2 separate regions of the Mus musculus genome follow, and region 1 is linked to region 2. The links are chromatin loops, found by intact Hi-C in ENCODE. Cell type or tissue: left cerebral cortex. All regions are shown on one strand. Links, peaks and the distances in the headings refer to the core of each region. The heading gives the core; the rest is flanking DNA.

Region 1 (10,644 bases), core at 1,231-9,230, 140 kb after region 2:
CACCCACAGGTGGCTCACCGCTTTCTGTAACTCCAGTCAGATCTGACGCCATGGGCACTATACATACATTGTACACAAGATCCACATGTAGGCTAAACACACATATACATGTAAAATTAAAGAAAAAAAAAAAGAGACCTTGTGCTGGAGAGACAGTGTAGCAGCTCACAGCGCTGGCTGCTCTGCTGGACGTCCTGCATTCCATTCCCAGCCCCCACAGGCAGCTTCCAGCTGTCTATAACTGTGGTCCTATGGGAGCCAAAGCCCTCTTCTGATTTGCTCATGTACACGCAGACAAGACATCCATATACATAAAATATACAAATCTTAAAATAACTTAATTCTAATTAATAAAAACTTAGTTGGTGGTTTTTGCTTTTATTTTATACATATATTTTTTGGATTTTCAGGGAGGGTTTCTCTGTGTAGATCTTCCTGCCTTGGCCTCTCTAGTGCTGGGATGAGGTGTGTGCCGTTACCCAGCTTGTCCTAGCTCCTGGACACTACTTGCTTTCATCCCTGCTCTTTGTTGCCCAGGTAAGCTCCAGCTCAAGGGACATTCACCTTGAGAAAGGCAACTCATCTCCACTCCAGGACGTCCACTGCCCCTTCTGGCCTTCCTTGAACATGGCTTTTTATCTTTTTACCATGGCCTCTTTCCCCCAGTTAAGTTCCTTGCTGTTCTGTTTGTTGATTCTTACTCTCTAGACTGGAGACCATCTGTGAACTTATCTCTAGTTCTCTAGAATACATTTGCCTAGACAGGGACTTTTGCTAAGAAAGTGAGTGGCCCAGGCTTACCTGTTTCACAGTCCCAGAGACGACAGCTGTTGTCAGCTGAGCCAGTAAGGACATGCTTGGTGTCCCCTGGGGAAGGTGTTAAGAAACATGACTAGGGCTGGAGAGACGCTCAGTGGTTAGAGCACTGGCTGCTCTTCTAGGGGACTTGGGTTAGAATCCCAGCCCCTACATGGTGGTTCCCAACTCCAGTTCCAGGGGGATCCAATGGCCACTTGTGGCTTCCAAAGGCACTAGGCACACCTACACATACCAGGCAAATCACTCCTAGACACAGAATGACTAGGGCTGGGGAGACAGTCCAATGGGTAAAATGGTCTGTGTGCAAATCTGAGGACCTCAGTCCAGATCGCCGACACCCACATAGAGACTCTGGTGTGGCTGTAATTCCAGTGTTGAGAGATGAAGACAGGAAATTCAGTGACTGGCTGGCCAAGTCTAGCCAATCAGGGAGCTACAGACTCAGTGAAAAGTTGTTTTGTTTTTGTCTCAAAGAACAAGTTGTAGGGGGCTGGAGAGATGGCTCAGGGGTTAAGAGCAAGGACTGTTCTTCCAAAGGTCCTGAGTTCAAATCCCAGCAACCACATGGTGGCTCACAACCATCCGAAATGAGATCAGATGCCCTCTTCTGGGGTGTCTGAAGACAGCAACAGTGTACTTACAGATAATAAATAAAAATAAAAAACAAAAAAACAACAACAAGTTAGAACCAGGCGGTGTTGATGTATGTCTTTGATCCTACGCTTGGGAAGCAGAGACAGGTGGATCTCTTTTTTTTTTTTTTTTTTTTTGGTGTGTGTGGGGGGGTGGGTGTTGGTTTTTCAAGACAGGGTTTCTCTGTATAGCCCTGGCTGTTCTGGAACTTACTTTGTAGACCAGGCTGGCCTCGAACTCAGAAATCTGCCTGCCTCTGCCTCCCGAGTGCTGGGATCAAAGGCATGCGTCACCACGCCCAGCCAGGTGGATCTCTTAAGGCCTACCTGGTCTGCAGAGAGTTCCAAGACAGCCAACGCTACCATAGTGAGACAATGTCTTGAAAACCAAAAAACAGGGGCTGGAGAGATGGCTCAGTAGTTAAGAGCACTGACTGTTCTTCCAGAGGTCCTGAGTTCAAATCCTAGCAACCACATGGTGGCTCACAACCATCTGTAATGGGATCTGATGTCCTCTTCTGGTGTGTCTGAAGATAGTTACTGTGTACTCACACATATAAAATAAATAAACCTTAAAAAAATTTAAAAAGAAAAAAAAAGAAAACCAAAAACCAAACCAAAAACCCCTAAACAAACAAACAAACAAACAAACAAAGCTGGAGAGATGGCTCAGTCGTTAGAGCAATGGCTGCTCTTCCAGAAGACCCAGTTAGGTTCCTAGCACCCACATAGTAGCTCGCAACCATTTATAACTCCTGTCCTAAGGGATCTGCGGCCTTCTGTCATTTAAAGGAAAATGGCTAGCAAAGTACACACAAGGTACACAGACACATATGCAGCAAAACACCCATACAAATAAAACCAATCTTTAAGCTGGGCAGTAGTGGCGCATGCCTCTAATCCCAGCACTCAGGAGGCAGAGACCAGCCTGGTCTACAGAGTGACAGTCCAGGACAGCCAGGGCTATAAAGAGAAACCCTGTCTTGAAAAACAAACAAAAAAAAAAAAAAAAAAAAAACCCAAAAACCAAAAAACACCAAAACCAAAACCCCTAATCTTTAGGGAAAAGAAAAATGATAAAAAAGATTAAAAAAAAAAAAAAAGGTTGAAGAACAACTTAAGACCTGATGCCTCCATTTGTCCCTACTCCTGTGCACACAGATTCACCACGCACATATATACAAATAAGAATACATAGTCCACCTAGTCCATATCTTCTTGGAAGCCATCAGAGCATCTCCCAGGTCAGTCCCAAAGAGACTTTCTCACTTTTACCTCAGAGTGCCCTGACCTCTGAATTCCCAAACTTGAACCTGTCCTAGTTTCCCACAGGATGAAGTAGCTGGGAGTAGGGAGTGTTATTCTCTAGACCGCCACAACATGCCAAAGCCAGTATCTCCAAGGCTGGCTAACCCATGGCCAAAAGGATACAGTCAGCATCCACGCACCACACAGCTCCAGTGTGGCCCATGTAGGTGCCTAGCCTCTCCCCATTGACAGAGTACCACACGTTGACGATCTGGAAAGAGTAAAATGATAGGATGGTCACATCCCAAAATAATCAATAGCTTAGCTTGCACTACAAACCCTCTGCAGGCTCTAGCCAAGCCAGGTTTGCCTTCTGCTCATTTACCAGTGAAGAGCTGATAGGACCGCCCAGCTCCTGGGTTCTCCTCCTTTCCTAACATAAGCTGTAGAAGAGCCAGGCCTCCAATAGCATCCTCATGTGCTTTTGTCTGGAGTCAGAAGAGGTAAAGGCCAACCTGAGTTGCAGTGTGAAAAAAAACCTTTCGGGTCCTGTTCAATTGACTCCGGATGACAGTAAGGATGTATGGGCTCCACTGCTTTGTCACTAGCTCACTGTGTGATCTTAAATACAGAGCTCCCTTCCTTTAAATGGCTAGGAGAGCTGAAGAGAAGGCTCAGAGCTTAAAGAGCACTGGCTGCTCCTCCAGATGACTTGGGTTTGATTCCCAACACCCACATGATGGCTTACAACAATCTGTATCTGCAGTTCCAGGAGATTTGATATCCTCTTCTGGCCTTCACAGGCACCAGGCACTCACATGCTATGTAGACATACAATGCAGCAAAGCACCCATACACATAAAATAAACAAAATCATTACACACACATACATTAAAAAAAAAAAATGACTGGGAGGGGCTGTGTGTGGTAGCACACACTTGTATTCCCAAGACCAGGAGGCTGAGGCAGGAGGATGGAGAGGTGTGCTGGCCACCATGGACAGATACCCCACTCTTGTCAACAGCTTTCTTCAAAGGGCAGCTGTGAAGCTCCAATGAAACCATGTCTATGAAACTTAAAATAAGTGACTTACATGCATCGGGTACAGTGCAAAACGATTTACAGAAATGACCTCACTCTGCTGAGGGAGCTAATTAAAGTCTCCATGTTTTATTAAAAGGGAAAACTGTGGTTTATAGAAAAGGTAAATGTCATGTTCAAAGTCACACTGCTTAGTAGGAGCAGGAGTTAGGGCTCAGATCTCAAGCTCCGACTTAACTCTCCACTGTTAACTATCAGTTTATTGCCTCCAATGCAAATGCCTCAAAAGACAATCCCCAAAGGAAACAAAGTGGGATTGAACAGACCACTTGATTCTGTCCTGTCCTGTCCCTGGGCTCCCTTCCAGTCTCCTGATTCTCTTCTCCCTGGCTAGGTACCCTTCCCTTCCAGATTTCCCTGGCGGAATGCTGTCGCCAACCTACCGCGGTATGGGGTTGGTTTTCCCTACTTATCAGAAAAATTTCCCTCCCGCAGGCAGTAAACCTTGTCCACCCGCAGTCCGGGCGGCGCGAACTCGCCCCCTCCGGGCCCCCCGCCCCGGACCCCCGGCCGCCCGCCCTCACGCAGTCGCTCACAGGGTCTTTGGCCACGGTGAAGAGAAGGTCTCCTTCGCGGTTATACTTGATCTGCGTGATGGACCGCTCATGGCCCTGCAGCAGGATGGGTTTCTGTGGGGACAGAACCGGGGTGTCAGTGCCGGGAACCCCGTCCCATGCCTACTGAGGCCCCCCGACGGCAGCACGCCGCGCCTGGAACTCACCATCCTGGCGGTGACGCGAGGAGAGAGGCAATGTGAGTGGGACCGGAAAAAGACTAGGGACGACTTCCGGATGCGGGGGCTCCGCCCTCTCGCTCCCGGAAGTAGAAGGGCCTGGCGTTTTCATGGCGGCGTCCTGGGGTGGGTAGCCGGGCCCCCCACCTCCGCGGGCTCCGACTCTGGCTCGGGAGCTCTGTTCTCAGTCTCCTGGCATCCCCGAGCCTCAGGAATGCTGAGCCACGCACCCTGGTCTCACTTCGGCCGCCCTCTGGGCGGGTCCTCCCGACCGATCACAGCCCGGCGGGAAGAGGGAGGGAGGGAGATGGAGCCGGGCAGCAGGGTGCAGGAGGCCGGAGGAGGACCCGGGTGACTTTCTGACCCTTTGCTTTCAGGGCAGGTGCTTGCTCTGGTGCTGGTGGCCGCACTGTGGGGTGGCACGCAGCCGCTGCTGAAGCGAGCCTCCTCCGGCCTGGAGCAAGTGCGTGAGCGGACGTGGGCCTGGCAGCTGTTGCAGGAGATAAAGGCTCTCTTCGGGAATACTGAGGTGCGTCTAGCTCTCACGGACGAGCCCCTGAAAATTTCACCATAGGTCGGCCGTATTCCCAGCCCATCTCTTACTCACTAGAAGTTCCTGGAAGAGTCATTTATCCTCTGTGAGTCTGTTTCGTCAAAAAAATGGAAAATTTAATGATAACCCTTGTATAGGGCTGATATAAGAACTCAAGTAAGACACATAAAACACTTAGCATTGGGCCTAGTACAGGGTACATGTTCAATCAATGACTATTTTTGCTTATTGTTTGTTTTTGGAGACAGGGTTTCTCTGTGTATCCCTGGCTACCCTGAACTCACTAGCCTCGAATTCAGAGATCAGCCTGCATCTGACTCCTGAGTGCTGGGATTAAAGGCGCCACCACTGCCAGGCTCCAGGACTACTCTTAAGGTCATCATCACCAAGTTGAGCTTTCTTTCGGCTCAACTTGCCCTGGGGTAGAACATAAGGAAAGCTATCGAGAACTGCCCATGGCTGCCTATGTAAGCTAGCTAGATATGCCCTACTCTGAGGGTTAGGGGGAAGGAGAGAGGTACTATATTTATAGTACTGTGTGAATTCTGTACAGAGAGATGAAGCTGGAGGACATGGAGTGGGCTACTTAGAAGGGGTAACACTGTCACTCAAGGCCTTATACCAGCAGGGACGATGGGAACTGGCCATGACGAGGGAGAGGGCATTTAAGGCAATAGAGTACATTGAATGCGTTTCTCTGTTTGCTCTAAGGGGTCTTCAAACACATGAGCGGTCCCTGAGCATTTGTAACCATGCCAACCCCCGTGGGAAGGTGCAAGCCAGAACAGGGACTCTCGAACTGGGTAACAACTGGCAAGGGGTCTGACACCAGATATCCTGCATATCAGATACTTACGTGACAGTCCATAACTGTAGTAAAATTACAGTTGTGAAGTGGCAATGAAAATAATTTTATGGTTGGGGGGTCCCCACAACATGAGGAACTGGATTAAAGGGTCGCAGCATTAGGAAGGTTGAGAACTGGGAAAGCCGTTGCACACGCAGGCAGCCCCTGACAGGTCTCTCCTCTTTCTAGTACCTGATGCCCTTTCTCCTCAATCAGAGTGGATCCCTTCTCTACTACTTGACTTTGGCATCAACAGGTGGGTCTCTGGCTCGGGTCTTCTCTGGGGTGGACGCCATATTTTACGAAGGGAACCTGAAAGACCTTGCACCTGTCAATGAGGCAGAGCACCGGTTTCTGGTCCTTCTGTGGGTCACAGGGCCAGTGAGGCGAGTCAGTGTGCAGCGGCGGCGGCAGCAGGAGGCTCATTGTGGTCTCCTAAGTGGTGATGTCCTTTATCATCTGGGAGGAGGGGGTTTTCCTGATACGTTTGCTGTGTGTTTGATGGTTGTTTTCATTTTCTATTAGAATTTATTTTGTGTGTGCACATGTGTCACAGTGTGTGTTTGGTCAGAGGACAGGTTTTAGGAGTAGGTTCTCCTTGTGTCTTGTAGATTCTAGTAAGGAGCTGGGACCATCAGTCCTGATGGCGAATGCCTCTCCCCACTGAGCGGCTGGGCTGGCCGGACTGCCTTGTTTGTTGTTTTTGGGAGAGTCTCACTATCTAACTGGGACTGGCTTCCAAGTTCTCAGCCTCATGCCCAAGTGCTAGGGCTGTAGGTGTTCCCCAAGCAGCCATGTAAGTGACACGCTGATGGTTTGATCCCTGTATCCTCCCTGCCTGGCCTGGAGTAAGTCCTTTATTTGAGTTTTGACTTTATATAGTGGGATTCATAGCGTTATGGAGATTAATTCAGTCTATGGGAAGAATGTAGCCAAGTCCCTGACAATATCAGAGAGGCTCAATCAATATCAGTATCCTTTCTCCAAGTGTTTGTTGACTGTTCCTATTAATCAGACTATATGTTTTATTTATATTATGACCTTCTGAAACAGACATGCTTATATTCATGGAGATGATGGGCAGTTTATTATGCTTGCCTTTGTAAATGTATTTTTTATCTGCCTGATGTAATTGTCACTTGGAGACTCACTGCTGAGTAAGCTCGCCCTTTCTAGTTCTTTCTGAACTCTGGCTGGCTGGTTCAATCCCCTGCAACCACATGGTGGCTCACAACCATCTGTAATGGGATCTGATGTGCTCTCCTGGTATGCAGGCAGAATACTCATACATAAATAAGCTTAAAACAAACAAACAAACAAACAAACAAAACCTTTCCCGGTATAACTGCGCTCTTCCTCTCTCCCTTCCCTCCCCCTCCCCCTCTCCCTCTCCCTCCCTCCCTCTCTCTTTCCTCCCCCCCACCCCCCAGCTGCTCATACCTGTAACCCCAGGACTCAGAGGTTAAGGGCGAAGGCAGGAAGAGAGCCACAAGGTCATGGACGTTCTGGGATATGTAATGTGTCCTGGAACACTTAGTTCTAGGCCAGGCTGTCTCAAGAAATTTAACAAGTGTTAGGGATCAAATTTAGGGTGTTCATTAAAAGTGGAGCAGTCAGGCGTTGTGGTCATACCTGTAATCCTAGTACTCAGGAGCTCACGGTCAGCGGAGGTCAGCCTCAGCTACAAGGAGTGTGAGGGCAGCCAGTGGGTGTGACTCGCCATGTGGGTGTGAGAAACAAACCCAGCAAGTGCTCGTAATCTCTGCACCATCTCTCTGGATTCTCATGATTTTTAAATATTTATTACGTGTGTATGTGTGTGAGTGTGTTAATGTACCTGTGCCTGTTGAGATCATAAAACAGCATTTGGCCCTTCATGTGGCTCCTATAGACCAAAGTCAGGTTGGCAGTAGACATCCTTACCCACTGAGGCATCTTACCCATCCCTTGGCCAGCCTCTCTCTAAACAGAAACCTTAAGCCTTTGAGTATATGACTTTGTTCAGTCGCTGTTTCCCTTATAACAGTGGTAAGTGCTGTGGAAATGCATCACAATGCACAGAGTGCCCAGCGAGTGCTAACCCTGGGAGCTGAGTGGTATGCTCGAACACTCATTCTGCTGTGCCTAGAGTGCCTGTCTGTCCTCTGGCCTTGAAATCTCCATTCTCTTTGAGGGTAAAGACCTCATTCTTGTATTGTTTTGAGGTTAGTTCTCTCTGTGCAGTCTTGGCTGTCCTAAGATCAGGCTGGCCTCAGATTCACAAAGATACACATCCTTTGCCTTCTGAGTGCTTGGACTAAGGTGTGTGCCAGCATGCCTGGCTGTTGTTTTTGAAATGATCCTACTCTGTAGCCAGGCTGGAATTCAGGTATAGCCCAGGATGGCCTTGAACTCCTGGCTGTCTTCCTGTCTCAGCCTCCTAAGTGCTGGGAATGCAAGTGTGAGCTAGGAACTTGTCAGGATCTTATTTTTATTATCTAAGCAGGAATGGGAGGTGGCTGGGTAGTTAAGAGAACTTCTTCCTCTTGAGGACCCCAGTTCAATTCCCAGCAGCGCATGATGACACACACTGTTCCAGAAGGTTCTGACCTCCATAGGTACAACACATGCATGAAAGCAAAATACTCATACACACCTAAATCTTTAAAGAGAGAAAGGAAGGGGTCCCTCCACAACTGGAGCGGGGTGTCCCTAAAGCTCTCGCCTGCCTGTGGATCTCATTCCTCTAACTGGGCTGCCTTGTCTGGTCTCAGTGGGAGAGGATGCACCCAGCCCTACAAAGACTTGATGTGCCAGGGAGGGAGGATACCAAAGTGGGACTCCTCCCTCTTAGAGGAAAAGGGAAGGAGGAATTGGGGGTGGGGACAGCAATAGGAATGTAAAGTGAATAAATTAATTCATGGGGGGGCTGAGGGGGAAGCAAACAGCGAGGCTGGTGTCAGACCTCAGAGGTGTTGATGCTGAGTCCTGATAAAGCATTGAACTTAGAGGCAGCCCTAAGCCTCCCTCGAGTCACTTCTGTGGACATGAGCCCATTCTCTGTGTAGCTCAGCCATGTTAACTGGAAACGGCAAAAGTCACGAAGCCAGCAGTGCTGTCTGACACAGCTCCAGCACTGAGCCCAAGGCTGCCATCGATGTCTTTCTGTCTCTTTTGGTTTTGGTCTCTGTGTGTTGCCTTCTTGGGAACTTTCTGTATTATAATTCATTTTATGTCTTTTCCTGAGAAAATTATGTCTGAGTCTTTCAAAAAGTCTTAAATGTACTTAAACTTCTGCTTTTAACTTTATCTGGCCGTATTGGAAGTCTTCCTTAGCCCTGGAGAAGTACAGGTGAGCCTCACAGATGAGAAGCTGGGATCCCAGATGAGGCCACCAGTCCAGGAGTCTGCTGGGGTGTCCACCCCCGAGCTAGCTCAGACGGTATGATTGGTGCCGCGTAAACCGAGACAACTGACAGACTCTGACTAGCCAGAAGAATAAGTTACAATATTCTTAGAGCTCTCTGATAATGTGGTTTAAAAATAGGGCATCACATAGGTTATACTTCTGGAGGACTAGAATTTCATAAACAAGACTGACTAAACTTTTTCTACTTTATAACGTAGATGGTGAAACAATATAATAAAAGAAGTTAGGTGTTAGTATTTGCTATTCATGGAAAGACCAGTTCAGACATTTTCTGTTTAGCTTTAAATGTTTAATGCTTTAAAACTTTAAACACGGGCTGGTGAGATGGCTCAGTGGGTAAGAGCACCCGACTGCTCTTCCGAAGGTTGGAAGTTCAAATCCCAGCAACCACATGGTGGCTCACAACCACCCGTAATGAGATCAGATGCCCTCTTCTGGTGCATCTGAAGATAGCTACAGTGTACTTTACATATAATAAATAAATAAATAAATAAATAAATAAATAAATAAATAAATAAATAAAAAAAACTTTAAACACTTCCAGCCTAAAGCAGGCTGTCATATAAGAAACGTTTGCTTTGAGGCATTCTTTAGATTCTTTAAATCGGAGTTATAGGGCCAAGAACAGTAAAATCTGTTCTGTTTGTATTTTCTTCTCTCTCTCTCTTTTTTTTTTTCGAGACAGGGTTTCTCTGTGTAGCCCTGGCTGTCCTGGAACTCACTTTGTAGACCAGGCTGGCCTCGAACTCAGAAATCTGCCTGCCTCTGCCTCCCAAGTGCTGGGATTAAAGCCGTGCGTCACCACTGCCCGGCAACTGTTTGTATTTTCTAGTTGTGACTGAACCTGTTACCCTGGACATGTAATGAAAAACTCAAACACATAATCCGTACTTCCTGGTTAATCAGTGTCTGTCTGTGTTCTGTGAAGCCTGTGTAAAGAAAGAAGGTCCTAAGTCAGAGCTGAGGCTCCCAAGCACCTTGTCTGACTCGTTCTCTCCCCAAGACTCCTGGTTTCCTGTACAGGCCACTGTCCGACCTTTCCCAACCTCCACACAAGTGCTGGGGTGAGCCAGACACAGATCTCTGCGCTTAGCAGGCTCTTTACTGACCAAGTGTGTCCCCAGTATGCGTCCCATACTTTTTAGTATTCCTGCTATGTGGCCCAGGCTGACCTCAAACTTGATCTTCCTGCCTCAGCCTCCTTGTGGCTGGGATTGTAGCTCTGTTTCTCAGCATCTGCTTCATGTGTCATAGTTTTATTTCTTTTCCAGATAGAATGTTGCTATGTAGCCCAGCTGTCCG
Region 2 (10,644 bases), core at 774-8,773:
ACAGGTCGCCTGCTAAAACAAAAACAAAGGCCTAATCCATCAAAGCCCTTAGCTCTGGGAAATCTTCTAATGGACCAACCTTGTGGTTTTGGCTTCTATAGTTTAGCTTCTGGCTAACTGTTCTTGTTAACTGAAGGATGTCAACCCAGGGTGCTGTCTTTATGTTTAAAAGCTCACCCTGAGAAATGCTTGGGGCAACCCTGGGATCCTGAACTGTGTAATTATTGGCTGGGTAATAAAGACTTTCTATCAGCTTAAACCTATGTTGGAACAGTCTTCTCTTGCTGAACAGCCCACAACACAGGCTTGTGGATGGTTCTGAGCCATCATTTGGGTGCTGGAAATCAAATCCAGGTCCTTTGTCAGAGCAATAAGTGACCTTAACCACTAAACCATTTCTCCAGACCCAGAAACTTGATTTTAATTTTAATGGACAACTTCAAGCTCATATGAGAGTTCTAGCCTTTCCTAGTTTTATGGCCTTGGGAAGAGATTGGTGTCTCTAAATATTAAACATCTTAGTTTATTCTTAGATTTCTTGTTTAATAAGTTACCCTGTGGGCTGGTGAGATGGCTCAGCGGGTAAGAGCACCAACTGTTCTTCCACAGGTCCTGAGTTCAAATTCCAGCAACCACATGGTGGCTCACAACCACCCATAATGAGATCTGACGCCCTCTTCTGGTGCATCTGAAGACAGCTACAGTGTACTTATTTATAATAATAAATAAATAAAAATGAAAAAAAAAGTTACCCTGCTGTGAACACATCATTATTACATGGGCAAACAAAACAAAACAAGCCACCTTTTCAAAACGGTGTGTCTCATTATGTTTCTGCCTGGCCTGGAACTTGCTGTGGAGACCAGACTGACTTCAGACTCGGAGATCTGTCTGCCTCTAGCTTGTGAGTGCAGGGATTAGAGGTGTGAGCCGCTGTGAACTTTTCTTATCCAGTGGTGCATGTCCATAATCCCAGCACTTGGGTGCCTCTTCCAATGACCCAGCACCTTGAGTCTCCATAGGAGTTGTAGAGGTGGCAAAAAAGTGACATGATGCTGGCTTTGTTCTGAATGTAGAATGAAGCATTCCAGGACAGCCTAGGCTGTACAGCAAGTTTGGAGCCAGCTATATAGCAAGTGCATATGCGAGTGCTTGGTGCCTGCAGAGGCCAGAAGAGGCCCTTGGATCTTTTAGAACTGGAGTTATGGAAGGTTGTGAGCCATCTGTGAGTGTTAGGAATTGGATCTTCTGAAAAACAAAACAAAACAAAACAAAACAAACCCAAAAAAACAGCAGGGCTCTAATAGGCTAATAGGCGGTGCCATCTCTCCAGTCCCCCACAGATCCTGACTTAAAAGACAAAATTCTTACAAAATACTTAACTGGCAGGGGAGATGCCATGATCACAAAGGTGGTTTTCCCAGGGCGAGGCTCATCCATTGCATTCTGGGTGGGCTGACTCCTGTGATTTCCCCAAATGCAGGAAATTTGTGGTATAATAACTGCATAATGGCACCCAAGACAAGCAAAAATCTCTGTCTTCACAGAAATCCCAACTCTGGACAGAAGAGGCAGGTAATTTCTTTGTTTTGTTTTGTTTTTTTTTTTTTTTTTTTTTGGTTTTTCGAGACAGGGTTTCTCTGTATAGCCCTGGCTGTCCTGGAACTCACTTTGTAGACCAGGCTGGCCTCGAACTCAGAAATGCACCTGCCTCTGCCTCCCAAGTGCTGGGATTAAAGGCGTGCGCCACCACGCCCGGCCTTGTTTTGTTTTTTTAAGATTTATTTATTATATGTAAGTACACAGTAGCTGTCTTCAGACACCCCAAAAGAGGGCATCAGATCTCATAATAGATGGTTGTGAGCCACCATGTGGTTGCGGGGATCCGAACTCACGACCTTCAGAAGAGCAGTCGGAGCTCTTAACCACTGAGCCATCTCTCCAGCCCCAGAGGCAGGTAATTTCTTATCAAAGAAAAAAAACTAAAGTACACAATATTATCTATGGTGATGGATTTGGAGGGGAAAACTTGAGAAAGGAAGAAAGATGGCAGTCCTGGGGATGCAGATACTTTCGCTCTGGGTGGGATTGTTTGCTTTTTTTTTTTTTTTTTTTTTAAACTCTGTGTAGACCAGGCCTCAAACGCACAGAAATCCACCTGCCCCTGAAAGATCCTGACAGAATGTAAAAGGTCACAGAAGCCCTGAAATTGGCAAAATAGATTTCATTGTAAGCAGAACTAGCTTCACTGATCTAGAAAAATAGAGGTGCACAATGCTCTGGCCGCTCCTCGAACTCATGTGTCTGCCAATGTTCTGGCCGTTCCTTGAACCCATGTGTGTGCCCACTGCTGCACCTCACTGCCAGGTGTTTGTGATATTGGTTGCTGGGCTAGAGTTGGAAAATCTCCCCAGCAACCACAGCCGGGCCAATCTGGAGTTGCTACACCTGCACTAGACTCTTTCCTTGTACCCCTCCCATACCCATTTCTTGAGAAGACCTGGAAATCCCCTACTTCCCCCTTCTCCTCCCCCCCTCCCCGAGGGCCTATAAAAACTGGGACCCCTTTCCCCTCGAGGTCGACTCCTCTACCCCTGCGTGGGATGAGTCGTCCCTAGAGCTCTGGCTTTCCCCAAATAAAGCCTCATGTGGTTTGCATCAAGCTTGGTCTCTCATGAGATCTTGGGGGTCCGCTATTATCCCGAGGCCTGAGCGAGGGGCTCCTCTTGGGGTCTTTCACCCCCACCTCCAAGTGCTGGTATTTATGGTGCACAAGCTGCAGTTCTCAATAGCATGGTCAGAGTGGGTAAGAAACTGAGGTCAGAGAACTGCAGGCAGAGAAGACATGTTCAAGGGCTCAGGGTCAGGAAAGCACCAGAAAGTTTCTGGGAAATCTAAGTAGCCTTTGTATGTGGGGCAGTGTGAGCAAGGAGGGTGGAGGTGCAAGGTCAGACCAACCAGGTAGGAACAGAAAGGAGAACCCTGGGAGGAGGCACGGCCATCTGACTGGCATGGTTTTATGTGTGCGATTATAAATTAACAGTTCAGGGCTTGGATGTAATTTACTGATAGCATGTTTGCCTAGCACCTGCAATATCTTGGATTAAATTGTCTAGTTAAAAAAAAAAAAATACATGCCGGGCAGTGGTGGCGCATGCCTTTAACCCCAGCACTTGGGAGGTAGAGGCAGGCAGTAGTTCCAAGTGACCTTTAATGTGGGGAATGAAATTGCAAAGGTAGATTCTGTTGGGGATTAAAGAACTCAACTTGTTTCTTAGCCCATCTTGTTCAGTAGCACAAATCATTTATCACAGCATTTTTTAGCTTTAAACCTTGTGCATTCGTTGCAGGCAAAGCATGGACCTTAGAAGGGAGAAAGACCACTGGAAATTACTCATTCCATTTTTTCTCCCTTAACAGCCTTATGGTGGTCTACTTTATTTTTTTATTTATTTATTTATTTATTTATTTATTTTTATTACATATTTTCCTCAATTACATTTCCAACGCTATCCCAAAAGTCCCCCATACCCTCCCCCCCACTTCCTTACCCACTCATTCCCATTTTTTTTTTGGCCCTGGCATTCCCCTGTACTGGGGCATATACAGTTTGCGTGTCCAATGGGCCTCTCTTTCCAGTGATGGCAGACTAGGCCATCTTTTGATACATATGCAGCTAGAGTCAAGAGCTCCGGGGTACTGGTTAGTTCATAATGTTGTTCCACCTATAGGGTTGCAGATCCCTTTAGCTCCTTGGGTACTTTCTCTAGCTCCTCCATTGGGAGCCCTGTGATCCATCCAATAGTTGTTAGTTTTTTAGACAGGAGAAATACCAGCAACAATCTTTTTGAAAGTTAGATGGGAGGCCTTGGGGAACACTGGGAGAATTAGTATATAGCTTGTTCCTCAGGCAGGTAAGAGGCTATGGGATCAGGTAGCAGTGATGACCTTGATTACAGTGTAGCCTTCGAGGAGGGGAGTCAACCTCCTGCTGGAGGTGAAGGAGGGGTTTGTGTAGATTGAGGAAGTAGTAGGTAGGGCCACAGGATCTATGTAAATCCCCCTTCCACCACACAATAGACCTCAATTCCCCCCTATCAGTGGGATTTTTCCAGAACACTTTCAGCTAGCGTTTTCTTAAATCGGGCTTAAGAAATAATGTGAATATGTATCTGCCTCTCCAAATGATCCTGGGTGTCATCCCGAGGAGAGCTCTGGATTCTCCCCATAGCCTTACTCTGGCTCTGAGGTCCGCAATCGGAGCTTGCTGAATTAGCCTGCAGCAGAACACCAAGGAGCTGCTACGCGGCTGGCTTCACAAAGGGGGGCGGAACTTAACTCCAGGTTCTAAGAACACAACGTCCCAACCCGGCCTCTCCTTTCCTCGCCTCGCCTTCTAATTGGCGGTCTAACGAGCCTGCCGAAATTGGCCCGGAGAGGCCACTGTAGTCAGGGACTACCGGGAAAGCTAGCGGCTGGTTGGTGGGACCCGAGGACAATCTTACACACCATTGGATCGAGAGTTCAGAGGCGGGACAAATCGCATTTGGGACATGGATTGGACAAAGGCCAGACACATTGATGTAGGGGGGCGGGGACTGGGCGGAGAGTTGTCCTTGTGTTAAGATTGGGGCACGCTCATGGGGGCGGAGCCTGAGGGGGCGGTGCCGTGTCGGAAGTCAAAGGTCGGTAAATAGTGGTGATGTCATGCTGGCAAGATGGCGGAAGGGTGAGCTTGGCGTTCCGCTTTCTGGCGTTGGGGGCTTGGGCTTTTCGAGGGATGGGGTACTGGGCCAGGGGTCCCTGTTGGGGACAGGCTGCCGGTGCGGGTGCGGACTGAGCTGGAAGGGCAGAGCGGAGGCGTGGTGCGAGGGCATGGGGAAGCGGCCGGAAAAGCCTCATCTCCGGCCGGAGGCTGGGCTGGAGTCGCCCGGCAGGGCCGTCAGATGTGTCTGTCTTCCACAGGGAGGACGTGGGGTGGTGGCGGAGCTGGCTGCAGCAGAGCTACCAGGCAGTCAAAGAGAAGGTAAGCCGGGCCAGCACCCTTCCCTCGGCAGGGCACCGCGGCCGTCTCCTTGCAACCAACCCCAGCTAGCCCCTGCTTGGGTTTTTTTGAGCTTCTGTGAGGCCATTTACGAGAAAAGGGTAGAACACCACCACTAACAACATCTTACTCTTAAACAGCAATATTTATTAGAATATGTGACAGTCACTACTCACAGACAGGTTGGGAGGATATAGACCTTAGCCAGACAGATAGTCTTGGGCCTCACAAAGCTCAGTCTGGTGTGGAGGCAGTCAAGCAAAATAGTTGCTTAGTTACTGTTGTGAATACCGGGAAAGGGCAGTCCCTAATTGTCCAGACTAGGGAGTCATGAGCATGCCAAGGAAGGTGTAGCCAAGAATCCGGGTAGAGATGAGGATTGCCATATGCGCTGGTACCTGATGGTGCCTATGTGACTGGTTTACAAAGGGATGAGGGGGGGCCAGAGAGTGGAGACCTGGGGAAGTGGCTGTGATTGTGACTAATGCTTGTCCTTGTCCTAGGCAATGCCAGTTGGTGTTCCTGTTTTATCCCACATTCCTTTATTTACAGGCAGCCCAACTAAGTCGTGGGGTAACTAATTACTGTTTACCTCAAGCAAGTGAAGGGAGTCGTGCTTCAGGGCAGACTCCGAGAGGCTTCTGATCTCAAGTCAGCCCAGTACTTTAGGAACGGTTTTTGTTTGTTTGGTTTTTGGTTTTTTGGTTTTTGTTTTTATTTTCTCCTTGCTCCGGGTTCTCCTGGGAAGCCTCCGCTCAAGCTACAGCTCAGCACATCTGAGAATTCCCTGTGCTGGAAGTTTTATTGATGATGGAGAGGCAGGACTTTACGCTAAGGATTAATATGAGACCTCAAGCATGCAAAGAAAGTGTGCTATCCGGCAGGTGTCCTGTCCTGTGAGGACTCCCCGTGTGTTTCGAGGCTTTCAGGAAGAGACTTAATCTCTCCCTTTAGTTCCTTACATTTCTGGGAACTTGGACAAGTTATTTTGTTGTTATTGGTGGTGGTCGTGGTTTGTTTTATTTTGAGACAGGGTCTCATGGTGTATGTCGCCCTTGGCTGCCCTGGGACCATTATGTAGACCAGGCTGGCCTCAGCCTCACAGAGATCCGCCTCCTTCTGCTTCCTGAGTGTTGAGATTAAAGGCGTGTAGCTTATGACTTGGGCAAGTTTGTTTATCTGGTTTCTTCTTCTTCTTCTTCTTCTTCTTCTTCTTACCTTCCTCACTGTGAAATGGCAGTACCTCTCTAATGCGATGTCACGAGGATCACATGATAATATGCAGAACACTCAGACAATATGTGGTCTCTCTGGGTGCTACATAGGCATTCGCTCTTTATTAAGTGACTCAGTAAAACTCAGTCACCGTTTTTCGACTTTTCCCTTGCTCCTCTGCTGCCGTCTTTGCTGCTGGCCATCTCCGCTCCCTTTGGGTCGGTGTCTTCCTGCTCTCTTAGCAAACGTCCTCTCATTTTGAGAGGGGCGTGTAACCTGACTTCCTCTGCTTGCTTCCTTCCCACTCCTGCCTTGAGTCTACTGAGTCCCCATCCAGTGCATCCAAGTTCATGTACAGATCCAACGCGTCCAAGTTCATGTACAGACAGACACAGCACTAGAGAAAGCTCTGCTGCATTGTGTGCTCCCCCGACACGTGCCCTGGTCTCACTTCGTCTAGGCACGCCCCCAACAGACCTTTTCTCCCTCTTATTTTACTCTTCCCCTTGACGTCGGAAACTCTTCCCTCAAGTCTGTGTTCAGCAGCCTGGCATACTTTAAAAATACGACGTCAATAAGCTTGATTTCGGGTTACTCCCTCCCCACCCCTGAAGCCACCACCTGGACACTTATCTGTAATGACAGTCATTTCACACTTGCCAGCTCCACTGGGTACTTTTTAGCCCTTATCTTTCTGGAACTTTCTGCAGCAGTTGGCACTACCATGCTCCCCACCCCACCCTACCCCACCTTTTTTTGAACTGTCACTCTTCCGACTTTTGTGATGTAACTCTCTCCCAGTTCTCCACACCCTTGTGCACTGTGCAGGTTTTTCTTTCCTGACTGTTGAACTCATGTTCCTCTACCTGCCCTTAAAGATGGGCCTCTGAAGATCTTTGTCCTCAGCTCACAACTGTGTGTGCTCTGCATGGTCTGTTGCGCACTTCTCCTTGCAGGTGACGCCTGCTTCTTTCCCTAGACTCTTTGATGCTATGCTCTTACTGGACAACTACTCTTACCGGACTCTGAGTGGCTAAAAATGTGCCAGTCACTAGAGGGACATATTAAAAATGAAAATCTCATTGTGTCCTACATGCTTCACCCTCTTAGTGGTTCCTTATTGTCCCACTGTGTCATGCCAGGTCAGAAGTAGGCAGGCCCATCCAGGAAAAACAAAATGAAAAACCTGAATACTCAAAAACATGCTTTGGCTGGGCATGACAGTGCACATCTGTAATCTCAGCACTTGGGAGGGAGGCGGGGCTGAAGGATCAGACTGCATAGTAAACCTCCTCAAAAGAAAACATTCAGGGGATTGATCCCTGGGAAGTGAGAGGACATGCAAGATGGGGTGAGTACAGGTGCTCCAGGAAGTCGTGTTGCAGTTTTCGAGCACAAGATGAGGAAGTCACACAGCAGGCAGCAGAGGACCAGCTGGCTCAAACTAGCTCTGAAGTAGGTCAGCCAGACAGGCAAACATCACTCATTCCAAAGAAACTTAATGGAGAATCAAAACCCGGAAGAGTGGAACCAAGACCTGAGAGAGAAGCCATTCTTCTGGATTGGGGGGGGGGGGAGGGTCTTTTAATCCCAGCACTTGGGAAGCAGAGGCAGGCGAATCTTGGAGTTTGAGAGAGTGAGATCCAGGACAGTGAGGGATACACAGAGAAACCCTGTCTCGAAAAATTAAACAAAACAAAACACCCATACCAAGTTTTAAAAGCTTGTTTGGAAAATATGTATATGTTTTAACGCTGTTCTGGCTTTGAGATTATTTGTTAGGAGAAAAACAATGGATGACTGAGCGGACTCACTTGTGGGCACATAGTTATGAGACTCAGTCCTTAGTCTAGGGGATCCCAGGGCATAGAATCGCGACAAGTCAGCATTATTCCCAATGTCACTCTTAGGGCTCTTAAGCCACTCATGTTTCCACATACATACGTGGGATGATGGAGTCTGCCAGCTTTGTCCTCCTTCTCTGTCTTCCATAGTCCACGGAAGCTTTGGAGTTCATGAAGCGGGACCTGACAGAATTTACCCAGGTGGTTCAGCATGACACGGCCTGCACCATAGCAGCCACAGCCAGTGTGGTCAAGGAGAAGCTGGCCGTGAGTACTGCCACGCCTCGAGTGACCGCCCCTCACTGAGTGCTCTGCCCTGGGAACTGGGTGGGCAAGGCCCTGTGTGAAAGTCCAGCCCAAATGTATGAATGGCAATTGGTAAACTGCTGTGAGTCTAACCCGTAACAAGCACCCCTTCCTTCATTGGTTTATCTTCATGACTGTGTACTTGTAGCAGCGTGTGTGCCAGATGCTACTGTAGGTCCTGGGTTGCAGATGCGTAGGCAGCTCAATCAAGAATAAATCCTGCTAGAGGCTGGAGAGACGCCTCCTTCAGAGAACTTAAATTCAGTCCCCAGCACCCATGTCAGGCAGCTCACAACTCACAACCACTCTAATTCCAGGGGCTTCAGTGCCCTCTTCTGGCCTCTGTGGAGGGCACCTGCAAATCCATGCATGAATACACACACACACACACAAACTTTTTAAAAAAGAAGAGATAATGTCGATATGTACTAACACTTGGGAGGTGGAGCCTGAACTATATAGCAGAATCTTGTCTTAGCAAAGCAAAATTAATATTATAGTTTTGCATAAGATGTTGCAGTCTGGTCTGCCTTTCAGTTCATTATCCCTGCAAACAGATGGCATGCTGACCCAAGATGGACGGTTGCTTGCACCTCCAGAGGAGTCATTTGCTTTCAACTGTCCCCCTGTCAAACAAGGCTGGCTGTCCATATGTCTGCCCAACATCTGCAGGATATTTTACTTCCTTAGCAATAATAAAAACGTCTGTCAGGTAACATCCTTGACTTATTTATCCACAAAAGACAGACTCAGAGAGGATTCCAGTCTCATAGCCACCAGTGTTAGACCTGGGATTCAACACTGCCACCCATCTCAGCCTTCTCTCCTGCTAGAGTGACATGGATCTTCTTTCAGGGTGTGTGTGTGTGTGTGTGTGTAAATGTGCATGTGCACACGCACACATGTTCATGTGGGTTCACGTGTTTGTGTGCAGATGCCTCTAGAAGCAAGGACGACCTTCGACATTCTGTGGCTGTCCACCATGTTTCTTGAGACAGTGTCTCTCACTGGTCCTGAAACTTGTCAGACTCTTCTCTGCCCTCTGCCCAGTGAGCACCAGGGATCTGCCTGTCTTTGCCTCCCTGTCTCTGTCATCAAACCTAGCGCTTTATACGGCTCTATAGGACTGAACCCAGGCCCTTAGGCCTGTATAGTGAGCACTTTTACCTGGGTCGTCTCCCTAACCCTCCTGACACTTTTTGATCAACCTTGCCTGATATTTTGTTGTAATAACCAACAAATTGAAGCTCTCTTCATGCCTACCTTGGCCACGTTCTACATCCCAGCTGGGACTGGAGGGCTCTAGTTACCTCCTCCAGTCTGAGATGGGAGAAGGGTTTTTCATGTCTCTGCTCATGTCCTCCTCCCATGGTACTAGACCCCAGGTTGCATCCTGCCCCTAGTATACTGTCTTCCTTTCTTTGGTTTTCTCTGCAGACTGAAGGCTCCTCAGGAGCAACAGAAAAAGTGAAGAAGGGGTTATCCGACTTCTTAGGGGTGATCTCAGATACCTTTGCCCCCTCTCCAGACAAAACCATCGACTGTGATGTCATCACCCTGATGGGTACACCCTCTGGCACAGCTGAGCCATATGACGGCACCAAGGTATTCACTGAGCCTTTGCTGGAGATTGAAAACTTCACTTACCGACCTCTGATCATACAAGCAATCATGTGTTCAGGCTAGAAATAGACATAGATTTGTATAATTGGGGAACATGAATAACAAAGTAGGTAATTGCTGTCTTTCTTTTTTTGTTCATTTGTTTGTTTGGGTTTTTTTGAGTAAGTGTTTCTCTGTGTAACAACCCTGTCTGTGTTGCTCTGTAAACCATGCTGGCCTCTGCCTCTCTGCCTCTCTGCCTCTGCCCCTGCCCCTGCCCTCCGAGTACTGGGATCCAAGGAGCTGTATTTCTGGTCCCATGACCTTATTACCCAGAGAGGCCTCTGCTTCCTCCCTGGCTCCTAACCTTCCAGATTGCTGCTGCTGTTGTTCTTTACAAACATGAATAAAGGTAGTTTGAGGATTTTCCTTTTAAAAAAGACATTCCAAATATATTATTTTAAAGAGCTATATAACAAGGTGTTAGCATCTTTCCTAGCCCCTTCTGAGTACCTTTACACGGCTGCAGGTGAGGACTGGTTCACTCTGGTGTTACACATTTGCATCCCTTTCAGCTTCGACCATAGTAAGGGCGCTGAGAACATCTTTGGGCCATAATTTGCTTCACATTCG

What was found. A loop is a pair of places that touch in the nucleus more often than their neighbours do. Peaks named below come from ENCODE experiments on the same cell type or tissue, not always from the same donor. Only the 100,000 strongest peaks of a DNase experiment are listed, where the experiment ranks them.
Region 1: it touches region 2 in a loop (2.5-fold over the local background); 2 of 42 quality-filtered maps call a loop at or near these places.

Annotation. Positions count from the first base shown.
Region 1 is chr4:129,596,073-129,606,716 of GRCm38, forward strand. Eif3i (eukaryotic translation initiation factor 3, subunit I) reads right to left here and starts at 4,576. Exons shown (of 11, transcript NM_018799.2): 1 at 4,522-4,576; 2 at 4,337-4,429; 3 at 2,883-2,970; 4 at 802-867. The coding sequence starts at 4,524. It overlaps Tmem234 (transmembrane protein 234), which reads left to right and starts at 4,608. Exons shown (of 5, transcript NM_029748.3): 1 at 4,608-4,659; 2 at 4,911-5,062; 3 at 6,123-6,189. The coding sequence starts at 4,644. In left cerebral cortex, for the core only: a CTCF peak has its summit at 4,536; DNase peaks (open chromatin) are centred at 4,570 and 4,934; H3K4me3 peaks cover 2,076 bases; H3K27ac peaks cover 846 bases.
Region 2 is chr4:129,456,977-129,467,620 of GRCm38, forward strand. Bsdc1 (BSD domain containing 1) reads left to right here and starts at 4,703. Exons shown (of 11, transcript NM_133889.2): 1 at 4,703-4,729; 2 at 4,966-5,026; 3 at 8,254-8,370; 4 at 9,847-10,014. The coding sequence starts at 4,719. It also overlaps the pseudogene Gm24621. In left cerebral cortex, for the core only: no CTCF peak of the experiment used is centred there; DNase peaks (open chromatin) are centred at 4,533, 7,654 and 8,593; H3K4me3 peaks cover 1,896 bases; H3K27ac peaks cover 1,304 bases.